2 separate regions of the Mus musculus genome follow, and region 2 is linked to region 1. Evidence: chromatin loops called from intact Hi-C (ENCODE). Cell type or tissue: heart. All regions are shown on one strand. Links, peaks and the distances in the headings refer to the core of each region. The heading gives the core; the rest is flanking DNA. Region 1 has its middle 97 kb from the start of Gm23906. Region 2 has its middle 25 kb from the start of Gm40646.

The links. Hi-C counts contacts between places; a loop is a spot of excess contacts. Peaks named below come from ENCODE experiments on the same cell type or tissue, not always from the same donor. Only the 100,000 strongest peaks of a DNase experiment are listed, where the experiment ranks them.
Region 2: it touches region 1 in a loop (2.1-fold over the local background); 2 of 42 quality-filtered maps call a loop at or near these places.

What each region holds. Positions count from the first base shown.
Region 1 is chr10:51,788,406-51,795,819 of GRCm38, reverse strand. No RefSeq gene overlaps it. Among named protein-coding and RNA genes, the nearest start is that of Gm23906, 97 kb to the left of the region's middle. In heart, for the core only: a CTCF peak has its summit at 3,562 (motif pointing left); no DNase peak of the experiment used is centred there.
Region 2 is chr10:51,942,032-51,949,445 of GRCm38, reverse strand. No RefSeq gene overlaps it. Among named protein-coding and RNA genes, the nearest start is that of Gm40646, 25 kb to the left of the region's middle. In heart, for the core only: a CTCF peak has its summit at 3,506 (motif pointing left); a DNase peak (open chromatin) is centred at 3,485.

The DNA of each region.
Region 1 (7,414 bases), core at 2,117-4,616:
GTAATATTGCATTGTAGAAGGGAGAAGAGACTTCTTTTGGTGTCTCTTTGATAAATGTACTAATGCTACCCACGCTCCTATGTGGCTCATGTCAGATGGTTTATGGCTTGTTGTAGTCCTTTGGAAAAATTACGAACTCCATTTCCTATATAGCATCTAACTACTAGTATTCATTTAATCTTGAATATGATGGTGGTGTCATACATATGTTACTCTTTTAAAGGAGAGTATAATTTTACATATTTCATTTAGTGTTAGTCTCAGTTAAGAAATCACTGCTTGGTCATGCATAGTGCTGCGTGACTTTAATGCCAGCACCTGGGAAGCAGAGGAATGTCGATCTCTGTGAGTTTGAGGCCAGCCAGGGCTACATAGAGAGACCCAAACCATGTCTCAAAAACAACAGCAAATAACAGCAGTAAACCGACCAAAGAAAGAAAGGAAGGGAGGAAAGAGAAGAGAAGGGAAGAGGAGAGGAGAGGAGAGGAGAGGAGAGGAGAGGAGAGGAGAGGAGAGGAGAGGAGAGGAGAGGAGAGGAGAGGAGAGGAGAGGAGAAAGGAGAAATTATTACTATTATTATTTTTCTGTCTAGAATTTTGTAGGAGACTTAGAAGTGATAAAATCTGGTCTTTGTATACAAGTCTTTGTATATAAACATGTGATTTGGTAGTGAGAGCTCACTCAGACAATATCTGCTGGCTTTGTTAGGCTTGATTCCTAAATGGTTTGGTTTTCAACTCTAGATGTCAAAATGTGGAATGATCCTCAGTCAAAGAGAGAAGGATACACAACTTGGCTGCCAAGCATGGAGAGCTAGCTCTCTGGTGGAAAGATGAGACACGACAGAGACCAGGAAACAAGCTCAATTTCTACCCTGTGATGCTGAGGAATCTGGGGGAAAACATGTTCTGACTCTCAAGAGGGAGATGACAAACTTAAAGGGGTACTGAGGGTCCAAAGTACAAAGGTCTGGCTGAAGGTTCTGCGAAATGACTCTTGGGCATCCCATAAACAAATAAGCCATCACACCGGAAGCCTCCGTGCCATTCAGCTTTGCTAATGATAACTAGGGATCACACGAGCTGCCACTGTAGTCAATGATTTCCAAATCAAATATTGCAATCTCTGGAAACTGATGAGACATATGTAGCACTGAAGCTAACAGGACGACAGGTGTAGTCTCCATTTTCTCAGGTCATATTAAAGGAGAAAGTTGTGACTACATATATAGCCAGCATCCAGTCACAGAAAAGGCAGATTTACTGTCATTGCGTGCCACAGGGACATCAAGACTGGAGTCATATTTTGGAGAATGTCACCCTTTGTCTATGAAGACACAAAGATCAGTATTTCTTAATCAGAATTTTCCAAGGTACATATGGGGGCAGCAAATATATGGAATATCTCTGTACTTTCCTCCCAGTTTTATTGTGAACCCAAAAGTGTTCTGGGAGAATAAGTAAGTAAGTTTAGTAATGACTTAAAGAAAACAAACAGTGTAAAGACATATTCAAAAATTACAAACCCAGTTGGTAAATGTGATTGGAACTTTGGCAAGTTTGTGAAAACACATTGTTTGTTTGTTTGTTTGTTTTGTTTTGCAAGAGACTCTTGGAAGAAATAGTGGCATCGTCCCATTTGAGCAGGCACAATGCCCCTTTCAACAGATGGTTGACAGAGAAGCTAGCCAAAAGTCCATGCATGAACAACAAATGCGCGGCTCAGGGCAGGAGTCCAGGTGGCCAGTGTTGAAATTGTTTTCCATCCTACGCTTGCCGGCCTATGGCGAAGCAACTAGGCTGTCACTTGACTCTTACACATTAAAGTGAAATGACCAAATAGTTCCCATGACTATAGGAAAGAAGTCCAGAAGGCTTGGGCAACAGTGTTCCCAAAGTGGCATTAGGAATCCTCGTTTTTCTTGTATCCTTATAAGGAAGACTCCCGAGCGTTCGATTAACTCTGAATTGTATCTCGCTAATGCATGAGTGCCATGTGTACACAGACATCTTGGCATCATTAGCAGTGAGAAGCATTCCCCCATAGAGATCCAGTACCAAGTCATTTTGGCCAAGAGTAAAAATTATTCCTAAGAGGGGGAATGCTGTCTTTGCTGTCTGCTTTTATATGCTTTAGGCAACTCGCTACTAAATAAATGTGGGTACAAAGCTGTTTGTCTAGTCCAAGGGTTGTCTTGTCTCTTGTGTGACTTCAATCAAAACATTATGATGTATATGAGCTGGACTTAGGTTGTCCGTGTTCTCTGTGGCTGGCACTGAACTTTTAGGTCAGCAAGAGATGTTGCTCAGGGCTTACCCAGAAGAGACAAGGCCCAGAGTTTGATCCTTAGCAGGAAAGGAAGACAACTTTAATGAAGGCATTATTTTATCAGAATCAAATGTTAGTGGCCATAGGATGTACACATGTGATTGGGGGTGGTTTCTGTCTACAAAATGGTCAATACATGTATATGAGTAAGATAAGTGTTTTCATTTTTTGTTTTCTGCTGTGTTCACCTTTCAGGCTATGAGATTTACTCAGAACTCAAACTTACAGAAAGATACAGAAAAAAATTATTTCAAAGAGGGGAACGCTAAGAGGGGAAAAAAATCATTGGTCTCAGCACAGTGAGACCCTTTTACACTCCTGTTTTGGGAATTTTTCAGTTTTTAGAGGATATTCCACTTTCAACATCATATTTTCACACAATGTATTTTGATAGATACATTTTATAACATTCTCAACAAATTAGTAAAAATATTATTAAACATTATCTATCCACAGCAAACGCGGTAAGCGGGAAGGACAATCCATTTGTTGGCATAAATTCAATAAAAACCATCTCAAACTCTTCTGTCCAGTTGCAGCCTCTTTTCTAAGAATCACAGCTACTTTAGATCTAATCTAATCTTTTTCAGGAGAACTAAACTCTTTTTATTTTAGGGATCCTACTCATATCAATGAAGTCAGGCTTTTTAAAATATGCATTTTCTGTATGTTTCAAATACATGAGAAGGTTTGGATCAAGAATCTTCCATCTACTGAATCTGATTAATAAGTAACCATTTGTTTTCTGTTCACACTCCAGGTACAGGACTATGAAACATCTTGATATATTCTTTCTTGACTTACTAGGTTTTGTTCTTTGAGCTCCCGGGATAGCACACGAGTCACGCTAATAGCTCACAAAATTTCTTAAATTATAATATGCAATTTTCCAAATTAGAAATTTTTTAACCTGAAATTCTAGCACTTGGGAAGGTGAAGAAAGATTATAAGGAGTTTAAGTCCAGTCTGGCTACATGGAGGCTTTGTGGCCAGCCTGGGTTTCTTTCATGAAAGCTAGTTTCAAAATTTTATTAAAAAAAAAAAATCTTACAATTTCTATATTATAACCAGAATCTATAATAAAAAGCTTTGTTACTTAAAAATTTATAAAACTATAACATAACTGTAAAGCTTATATTACTCTGGAACAAAATCAAAGTTTTATCAAAGTTGGAAAATGGATTTTAAATGCTGAAAAATAAATGAATTTTAGGGTCGTGCTGCCCTCTAGTGACAAGGTCAGAGAATTTCTTTCATCTGATTATCCTCACCTTAATTGAGGCTCCTGTTTGAAATACTGCCTACATATTAGAATCACTCCAAAAGCCCATTTAAAAACCCTAGTTCACAGAATGCAGAGATATTGGTGTATTTATACTGAGTCTTTTGTCAACAGTTTTGATACAGTATACAGGAGATTCAGAGAGCATCATGTTAAGAAATGCTGGTACAAACCACTCTGGAAATCAGTCTGGCGGTTCCTCAGAAAACTGGACATAGTACTACCGGAGGATCCAGCAATACCTCTCCTGGGCATATATCCAGAAGATGTCCCAACAGGTAAGAAGGACACATGCTCCACTATGTTCATAGCAGCCTTATTTATAATAGCCAGAAGCTGGAAAGAACCTAGATGCCCCTCAACAGAGGAATGGATACAGAAAATGTGGTACATCTACACAATGGAGTACTACTCAGCTATTAAAAAGAATGAATTTATGAAATTCCTAGCCAAATGGATGGACCTGGAGGGCATCATCCTGAGTGAGGTAACACATTCACAAAGAAACTCACACAATATGTATTCACTGATAAGTGGATATTAGCCCCAAACCTAGGATACCCAAGATATAAGATATAATTTGCTAAACACATGAAACTCAAGGAGAATGAAGACTGAAGTGTGGACACTATGCCCCTCCTTAGATTTGGGAACAAAACACCCATGGAAGGAGTTACAGAGACGGAGTTTGGAGCTGAGATGAAAGGATGGACCATGTAGAGACTGCCATAGCCAGGGATCCACCCCATAATCAGCATCCAAACGCTGACACCATTGCATACACTAGCAAGATTTTATTGAAAGGACGCAGATGTAGCTGTCTCTTGTGAGACTATGCCGGGGCCCAGCAAACACAGAAGTGGATGCTCACAGTCAGCTAATGGATGGATCATAGGGCTCCCAATGGAGGAGCTAGAGAAAGTAGCCAAGGAGCTAAAGGGATCTGCAACCCTATAGGTGGAACAACATTATGAGCTAACCAGTACCCCGGAGCTCTTGTCTCTAGCTGCATATATATCAAAAGATGGCCTAGTTGGCCATCACTGGAAAGAGAGGCCCATTGGACTTGCAAACTTTATATGCCCCAGTACAGGGGAATACCAGGGCCAAAAAGGGGGAGTGGGTGGGCAGGGGAGTGGGGGTGGGTGGATATGGGGGACTTTTGGTATAGCATTGGAAATGTAAATGAGTTAAATACCTAATAAAAAATGGAAAAAAAAAAGAAAATAAAAAAAAAAAAAAAAAAAAAGAAATGCTGGTACAGCCAGAGAAACTAAGTATTAATAAAAGTTGGAGTTGGTTGTCAGCTCCAAAGCATTCAGCGCACGGTCTCTGTTGCTTCTTCACGTCAGGTATGTGCAGAAATGTGTACATACTACACACACAACTGCAGAGGACAGTTCTTTCTCCACCTCCTGCATTTTAGCTTCCAGCCAACTTCCAATCAAAACACAAGTTCACTGTTAAAATTCAGAGATTCCCAAACTGATGTGCCCACCCTGTAGAGGAGAAAGGGACTTGAAGATGAGAAGATGACATTGAAACTCCCTCTCGTGATTTTTTTTTTATAGTCTTGAGTAGAATGCCCTCGTAAGACTAAAGGAGGGTTTTGTTGTTGTTGTTGTTGTTGTTTTTGTTTTGTTTTGTTTTGTTTCGTTTTGTTTAAGTTTAAGTTTAAGGCAGCACCTGGCTGCTGGCTGGCACTTTAACAGGTATTGTTTAGTGAATGAACAAATCACTAAGTGGAAATATGAAAAATAGGTTAACCTCTGAGACAAGCTAAGAGAGAATCAAATATACATAGATGGGTAAGTTCTTCAATAAAGAACAGGAACCCTTGAGATGAAGGAAGGAAGGAAGAAACCTATTCAATGAAAGCTTGGAAAGTAAACACGCATGAGCTTCCCGTGTAATGCAAATATGACAAGGCAAGGGCAATTTGTAGAGCCTGTGATTTGTCCCAAACCTCGGATGCTGTAAGACTGACCTGAGGGTTATTTTAATGAGATGTGACAACAGAACTAATCGATCGTCTGTGGAATACTCTAGGGACACAATTCATTATTTTGATAGCTAGCAAATAAAGGTTAAGACTTGGCTGTTTTGTTTTGTTTTCTACACAGATAGTATTACTGGGTAACCACATATTTCTCCTTATGGAGGAGTATTACAGTTGACAAATAAGTAAGGAATTATCAGCCATCCCAGGGAACTAATTGTTTAGGTATTCAGATCAGGTCCAACGGCAACTAATGGCAACAAGTAACTAACTGGATTTAGAATCAGAGGCTTCTGATGAAAACTCATGGTACCTCTTACAAATACACTTGTTGAAAACAGTGAACATAAGCCCAACAAGCAAGCAACCAGCAAGCCCCTAAGCCCAAGTACCAGTGTATGATATCATATACAAATATCAATACACAGAGGACCACAATATTCTTAAAATATATTACAGAGATACAATCAGCAAAATATAGAATTCCACAGGGCAATAAACTGAAAGGGAAGCAGGAATCTTTATACCAAACTGTATTAAAAGACATGGCAATCCCTGGTAGTACAGATAAGGGAGAGCCATTGGGCAGACCAGCTCAGCTGCTACCCCAGGTTCAGATTCAGGGTTTTGAGTTGACCAATCCTGAAATCTATATCATCTGTGAACTGTTCAGGCATGTGAAAGTTTGGCTAGGACACAGGGCAACAGCAGGATAACTGGGAGGAGTCTTGGTGAGGGTCCAATATTGATGGTGTCACAGAAGCCAGAGACCTTAATGACTCATTGCAATGAACATTTGCAAGTGAAGATTTGTGGGCAGAGGGGGATACTGTACACTGTGACACACTACAGTTTCCATTATAAGATGTTTTCTAGGCTTTGTTTTGGTCTATATGTTTGTGTGTTTTTTATTTGGGGCTGGGGAAGGGTGGGGTGGGGGGATGTTGCAAGGATATGAGGGGTGGATATGAGGAGACAGGGAGATGAGTGAGAATGGGGCGCACAAAGAATCAATAAAAAGTTTACGAAAAGACATAGCAATCAAACATAATTGGATCTTTTAAAAATATTTTTATTGGATATTTTGTATATTTACATTTCAAATGTTATCCCCTGTCTTAGTCGGGGTTTCTATTCCCGCAGAAACATCATGACTAAGAAGCAAGTTGGGGAGGAAAGGGTTTATTCAGCTTACACTTCCATACTGCTGTTCATCACCAAGGAAGTCAGGACTAGAACTCAAGCAGGTCAGGAAGCAGGAGCTGATGCAGAGGCCATGGAGGGATGTTCCTTACTGGCTTGCTTCTCCTGGCTTGCTCAGCCTGCTCTCTTATAGAACCAAGACTACCAGCCCAGATATGGTACTACCCACAAGGGGCCTTTCCCCCTTGATCACTAATTGAAAAAATGCCTTACAGCTGAATCTCATGGAGGCATTTCCTCAACTGAAGCTCCTTTCTCTGTGATAACTCCAGCTGTGTTAAGTTGACACAAAACTAGCCAGTACAATTGACCCCTTGTCAACTTGACACACAAACACATCACTAGTAAGCCTCAACCCTTACATTCTTATTCATCCCCAAGGTCTAAATAACTTTAAACATCCCACAGTCTTTACATATTCTTAAAATTTCAATCTCTTTAAAACATCCATCTCTTTTAAAATCCAAAGTCTTTTTACAAATAAAGTCTCTTAACTGTGGGCTCCACTAAAATAGGTTCTTTCTTCAAGAGGGAAAATATCACGGCACAGTCAAAATCAAAAGCAAAAATCAATCTCCAACCTTTCAATGTCTGGGATCCAA
Region 2 (7,414 bases), core at 2,360-4,859, 150 kb before region 1:
GGGAGTTGTGCTCCAGGCCTTGATTTAAGAGTATCTATAAAAGTTACTGGGAATTCTTCACCAGTGCTTTACATAGTCAACTACGTCTAAATCACATATTCCCTTGAATTTAGGATCCTGCGGCATATGGTATGTGCGTTGTGGGTCCCACTGTCTGCTCTGACACAGGGCTGGGCAGCTCGAGGAGGCAGGACGTGGGAAGTTTTGACCTTGCTTACCTCACCACGCTGTCGCTGGGCAGGTGTTAGGCCATAGGGCAGCCCTGGGACATGGCTCTGAGAGTGGGAAAGCATAGTCTGACATGCAGGACTGTCTGAGCTGGCTCTGGGCATCCTGGTGGGAGTTCAGAGAGCCCTTCTACCCGAGATTAGATGGAGGCTCTATAGGCCAAGGTGGCTCTGTAGGTGAAGGCCTGTTCCATTGCTCCCCATGGCAGATCCTGGTGAAAAGAGGCAGTCCATAGTTTTAAAGAATTAAAACAATTAAAACCGTACTTCACTTTTCAGGGAGGAGTGTTTGGGTTGGGGAGTTATTGGCTAAGCTTCCAGGCCTTTAGGTACCTCATTAAAATGGAGATCTGTCTTGAGCCTATGTGACCACAGGTCAAGTCCTCTACTTGTGGAGGGGCTTGGGGCGTTGCCCTTATGTGACTGATGACCACAAATCTATGGAGGACTGCAGCTAGTGACAGGGGCCTGGTGCCCAGGAACAGGTGAAACACTTACCATCTCCTTAAGGTTCCCAGTCTTACTTACTCAACTGGGAACCAGGCTACCTTTCATGGTCCCACAATGGTAGGCTGGCCCATGTCTTGAATGCTGGGGTTGCAGATGTGCACCACCATAACTAGCTTCAAATCCTTGAGGAGCTTGCACTTTGCCAGCTTACTTTATAGGTAGAGTCAAACAATGTGCAGGCTTTGCAGATGTGTGTTTACATTTAATTGTATACATGTATTTTTCGTGGGTTGATCATTTCTTTTTATCATTGAGTAAAATATGCTATTTTACGCATGTATTACAATTTGTTGATTCATTCATCTGTGGAAACACATCTTGGCTATTTTCAGGTTTCTTTTTTCTTTTTCTTTCTTTCTTTTTTTTTTGAGGCTACAAAGGCAGCTACTATACAATTTATATACAATATTTTCAAATTAATTGAGCAATATCCAGGAACATAATTTCTAGATCAGATTAAGGCTATGTCTATTTGTGTTTGTATGAAACTATCAAGCTATCTTACAAAGCCTTAAAAGCACTTGGAATTCCCATGGTTTTTCATCACTGCTAGCATTTGGCTTTCTAGATACTGAAAATTCCAAGAGGTGTCAGGCATCAGCAATATGCCATTGTTGTTGTAAACAGTGTCCTAGAGAGTAAGCTAAGTCAAATAAACATTTATTTTAATCTATTATCTATTTTCTTTTGTTAGTTAATCTATAATGCATTGTTTTTAAAACAATTACAGTTGATTTATAAAAATATTTTATTTGAAGACATATATGTATGTCTTTTTATGTTTAAAAGAATTAAAACAGTGTTAACTATAGCAGAGAGAAAATGTTTTTTTTTCCTATAGAAATGTATTTAGATAATTTGCCCTCTGAAAATACATCATTAACCCAAAGATTGGTTTTTCATCTCCTCATAGGTTCTGCTAATACAGAGGGTTTTGGTAGAAGCTCAAAGTTGTATCTTTTCTCTTCTCTCCTCTCCTCTCCTCTCCTCTCCTCTCCTCTCCTCTCCTCTCCTCTCCTCTCCTCTCCTCTCCTTTCCTCCTCCTCCTCTTCTTCTTCTTCCACTTCTTCTTCTCCTCCTCCTTTATCTTCTTCTTCTTCTTTTTTTTTTTTTTTTTTTCGAGGCAGGGTTTCTCTGTGTAGCCCTGGCTGTCCTGGAACTCACTGTGTAGACCAGGCTGGCCTTGAACTCAGAAATCTGCCTGCCTCTGCCTCCCAAGTGCTGGGATTAAAGGTGTGCGCCACCACCGCTTGGGGCTATGTTTTCTGATTTAAATTAAAAGTACTTTGCCAAAGACCAAATTCATGGAAGATGAAATCAAGATATTTGCATACCACTTCAAATGGGGGGATCAATTAGAAGTGAATTGTATAATTACCAGGGGGCAAAGTGTAGACTAAAAGAAGACCCTGTGCTCTTCATTACTTGATTATTAAGTGTATGCTGGACAGCTCAGATACTATGTTTTTAAATGATTGTTATATAGTAGTAGACAGCAGCTGAGATATTAGCTACAGGAAAAAAAAGTCCTAACTCTTTGGGAGCTTCTAGTCTGGTAAATGAATTTGGATGGTGAATGAATGACTAAGTACTACAGCATTCTTAAGTGGCCATGTCATAAGCTCTTGTGGTCTTGAATTATTTGAATGAAATACTTGAAATTTTATTTCACCATATGCTACTTGTGTTTTAACTGACACTTTTTTGTGGTGATGGTGGGGGGTGCTTTTGGAATGGTTCTTCCTTAGACATTTCCAGGATTGAAGATGTGTGTGGCTGCTGCCTGGATGCCCACACCCAGATAGTTTATTTAATCTAGCTATGGGGGCTGCAGGAAACTTGATACTGGGATGGGTGAATGGTTTTTTACTTCTGTCAGGGAGAGCTGCTGATCCACCGTTCTTCAACGTTACTCAGAAATATGAACAAATGTAAATATCAAAAGGGACTCCCACAGTTTGCATAGTTCTCATGTGCACCCTTCAGTAACCCTAAATGCCTATATGCATTTTCAGCTTGACTTGAAGTCCCAGGCTGGGCCACTTGGTTTTTCCTGTGAGATGGTTTATTACCACTATTAGTTGATTAAACATTTTCAACGCTTGGAGTAAATCAGTTATGTTATCTATTTGTATATTGGGCTTCTGTTTATGGGTGGAGTGTGCCAAACATGCAGACTAAATGAAAATATACCCTGCAGGAACCATGCAAGGCATCTCTGACAACAAGCTGCTATGCTGTGGGGAATCCAGGGAATCTGTGCTTGGTGCACTGTGCTAGGAGCCTCTAGCTGGGGTGGAAAGTGAGTGGTGGGAGTGGAATCCCATGTGTGGATGGCTGTCATACTGCTCTGACTTTCAGGGAGAGGGAGTGGTAGGCAGTTTAAGGAACAGATGGGTGTCCCTGGACCTTTGAGGTTCATGGAAGCAATTATGGCAGTGTGAGTTATAGCTGGCTTGCTAAGCTCCTCCTGCATTGAACTTTCAGTTCTGTGAGTCTGAGGAGGTTATTGGCTCCCCAGTAACTTGTGTCTTCTCCATTTGATGTTCTCCATCAAATCTAAACCACATAAAGAATTCCTGGTTGCTGCTCCATTTCAAAGATAGCTTTAGAGCCCGTGAAGGACAGAATGGGGGGGGGGTAGGGATGGATAGATTTGGCTAAGAGGAAAGTGTTGAGATGATTCAAAGGGCTCCTGCTGACAGAGCAGGGGTAGCTTGACCTTCTGTAGGCCCACGTAGGCAGCCTCCTACTGGCTGTTATTTCGGGTGTTGGAAAGCCTGCCTGCCTCAAAATATCTCTCTGCTGTCTTGCCAGGTTCTGTAATTCCCACCATGAGAATCATCCTCTAGCTAAAGCATTGTGTCTCCTGGCTCAGTGTATAATGAGCCGGGCTACACAGTTAACCCATAATTGCCCATTAGCCTGCAGCCTTTCTGCAGAGAATAGCTACCAGCTGTTGTAACCCAACCCTGCTTTTCTAAGAGAATGTTTTTCACAGCCTCTTCACATAAGTGAGGGGAAATGGTGCCTCAAAGCTCTGGGTTGGGAGTATCATGGCTTCTGTGGGAGAAGCCACTAAGGCAGGGATGGTATCTCAACTACCTCCTTGGAGGTCACCAGAAGACACACTTTAGATTCTAAGAGGAATGTGGAATCCAAATGGAGTCAAATAAGTATACCGAAGTCCATGGTTTATAGATCAAATGGTCTTTGGCATTTAGTTATTTGCTTATTTATTATGTATGTGTATGGGTATGTGTGTGTGTCCTGGACACACATGGAGGTCAGCGGATAGGTAGCTTGTGGGAGTCAGTTCTCTCCTTGCATCATTTGATTCCAGGAATTGAACCCAGGTCATCAGACTTGGCAGCAATCACTTTTACATGTGAGCTATCTTGCCAGCCCCAACCTTGCCTATTTTTAAGGATGCCTGTCTATCACATATGATTTAATGTTTGCTCAAAATATCCTATTACAGGTTAGGAAAGATCCCTGATGTTGTCACTGTAACTACTCCTTTAGACATGGGGAGGACTTGTTAAATGGTAAGCCCGTTACAAGAAACGACCAGGGATTCTTTGAAACTGAGAGAATTCATGAGAATCAGCCCATGCCCCAGGATAGCATAAGGGGAGTGTGGAACCTTGGTGTGCCACAATGAGGTGGGCAACATTTCTTTACACAGTGCTGAAACTGCTGTTGTAACCCATCAGGTTGTTGTAGAATGTGAGTTAGCTTCCTCGGAAGTAGGGTCACAAGCTCTCTTTACAACATTAAATTCTTAGGCTGCCTTCCCATCTTCTGCTGTGGCACCCCTTGTCTCTGGGTCTTTTTTTCTCATTGCATTCCTTGCAGAATGTAGAGGGAGGGACCCCATGTGCAGCTCTGCTTTCTTTCCTTCCCTCTGGTGAGTCACTTGGATGGTTCAGTGCTGGTACAGGAGCACCCTTTACCTCCCTCAGGGAATGATTCTGTGAAGTGGCCATAGTTCATACCCCTGTGCTATCAGGCAGTCTGCCCCAAACCAGTGTGATGACTTCAGAGTAGAATCTCTGGAGCTGTTTTGCTGCCTGCTGTACATATCAGGGAACGACGATTAGTCACTGGTATAAGATAGACTCCGGGTTCCCATAGGGAGTAAAGGGAGGAAATAGAACCGAAGCAGATCTAAAGTCAGGGATGTGAGGAAGGGCTGTGGAAAGTGTACACAGAGCAGGGACAGGAGCCAGACTCTGTTAGCTAACAGGAATTATCCAATGTTTTTGAGTCTTCATTTTCTATTACAAATGATGGTGTCAAATGATCACTTCTAATTCATATCCTATGATTAAAAACTGAATGAAAAGTTTCAGATAAAATAGTCAGCACTGTGATTCTGACCCATAATAGATTATTTATTTTTATGTTTTTCAAATGCTTGTTATTGATGTTTTGAAACCCTGGTTAGCATGTGGTTGTTGGATATTTGAATGGGAGGTTCGGAAGTAAAGCCTTGTTGGAAAGGGTGGATAGTTACAGTGCTAACTCATGTTGCAAGAGAGGTTATAGTAAGGTGGTTTTAGGATGAAAGAAACTTGAGTGTGAATGTATATTCAGCTAAAACAGCAAATAGATAAGTTACAATCATGATGTGCAAAAGAGGGAATAGCTTTTTAAATTAGGTCATCAAAAGACCTACAAGGAAATAGACATGCGTCTAAGGGCACGAATCACTAGGAATATGCGTGGCCCATGTACTCATTGGAGCATGGTCAAACTTCCAGTGGCCAGCGCCTTAAAGGAAACTGAGTCCTTCCCCATGCCTCTGCTAAAGTGTGATGCGGACACATTGTATGAAATTCCCAAATAATTAGTAACAATTCTATGTTGTGGGGGTGGGGTGGGGAGAGAGTCACCAGCATGTAGCAAGGGCACCGCTTGCTTTCAAAGGCAGGAAGACGAGATGAGGAGTTGATAGGTTATAGGTTTGGAAATGATAGAATCAGGAGCAGGGGACACAACTGGGAGGTGGGGAGAAAGGGAATGAGAGAGAAAGACAGGGAGAGAGACAGAGAGAGAAAGAAGGAGGGAAAAAAGAGCGACATACACAGTCAGAGGGACCGAGAGAGACAAAGATAAAGAGACACAGAGAGACAGAGAGATAGAGAGACAGAGATTTTTTTTTTTTAAAGGAGCTGGCTTAAGCGCTTGTAGACTCTCCCTAGTCTTAAAACCTGCTATGGACTCAGAGGGGAATTAACGTTACAGCAGTGGAAGTTAGTCATGTTACAGGAAAGCCTTCCACCTAAGATGTGGCCCACCTACATTAACGTTTGGTGGGCATTCACTTATAACCTACTGATTAACATGCAAATCTAAAAATAACTTCATACAAACATCTAAAATATTTGAACAAATAGTTGGGAACCTTAACCCAGCAAAGTTGAGGCTCAGAATTAACCATCACACCTGATAACAACTCTAACTTGATTTTGATCTTTGGTTCTCCATGTGAAGAAAAAAATGAAGCAAGGGCTTTCTAGTGTAGGAAATGTAGTCCTCTCTCTGTGTCATAGGATGGCCAATTTAAAGCTTGGTTTTAAAAAATTCTTTTTCTTTTCCTTCAAAATATTCATTACCTGGCCATGCATAATCTCATGGCATCCAACTCTTACTCTCTCTATTTTTTTTTTTTTTTTTTGATTTTGTTTTTTCGAGACAGGGTTTCTCTGTGTAGCCCTGGCTGTCCTGGAACTCACTTTGTAGATCAGGCTGGCCTTGAACTCAGAAATCCTCCTGCCTCTGCCTCCCAAGTGCTGGGATTAAAGGCGTGGGCCACCACTGCCCAGCTACGCTCTACTTATTTATGAACACTTAGCACTAGGCATTTGTAGGGCAAAGCTAGCTGCGAGGCTGAAGGGTGGAAGGTGCGGGGCGGGGCCGGGCTTGGAGCAAGAGACCTGTGAGAATTGTCCGAATCCTGAAAATCTCATCTTGAGATTGGCAGGAATAAGGATCGATCTGTCCCTGTTTTGGACCTGCATGCTCAGGCACATAGTCCTAAATTCCAACCTCCACAATCATTGACGTAGTCTCGTAGCCTAGTTGCCAAATTACAGGTTTAGCTTCCTCTCTCCACATAAGGATGTGTCCAGCAAGCACCTGGAATTCCTCTTCATGTAAATGAAGCATTCCCAGCACCTCAGCCCCAGCCAATGATGTACACTCACTCCGAAAACCTTAACCCACTCCCCCGCCCGCCCCCCCCCCCAAAAAAAAAGATTTGGAGAAGGCATTTTCCCTGCAAATCCACCCCACCCCTCCAAACTTTAAACTTCATCCCCCCCCCCCCCCCCCGTGTAGTGCGCAAAGGTGCTGAAATATCCGGAAAGCAGAAGAAAAACCGGGCCGCAGGTCTTTATGGTTCTGGCCACAGCAGTGAGCTCTGGAGGGTCTTGGGCAGCAGTGCGCACTGGGCTGGTACTACCTCACTGGGCTTGGCCTGATTAAAGACTGGGCTAATAGTAAAAAGCTTCCGGTCTGGCAAGATAAATAGCCGGATAAATAATAAGATAAATACCAATTTGTCCACAGAGTCACTTATTCCCAGCCTGACTCTGTAAATGTGATAGTTTTACTAACAGCTCTTCCTCAGTTTGATTTATCAGTGAAACTAAAGTCTTTACTTCCACAAC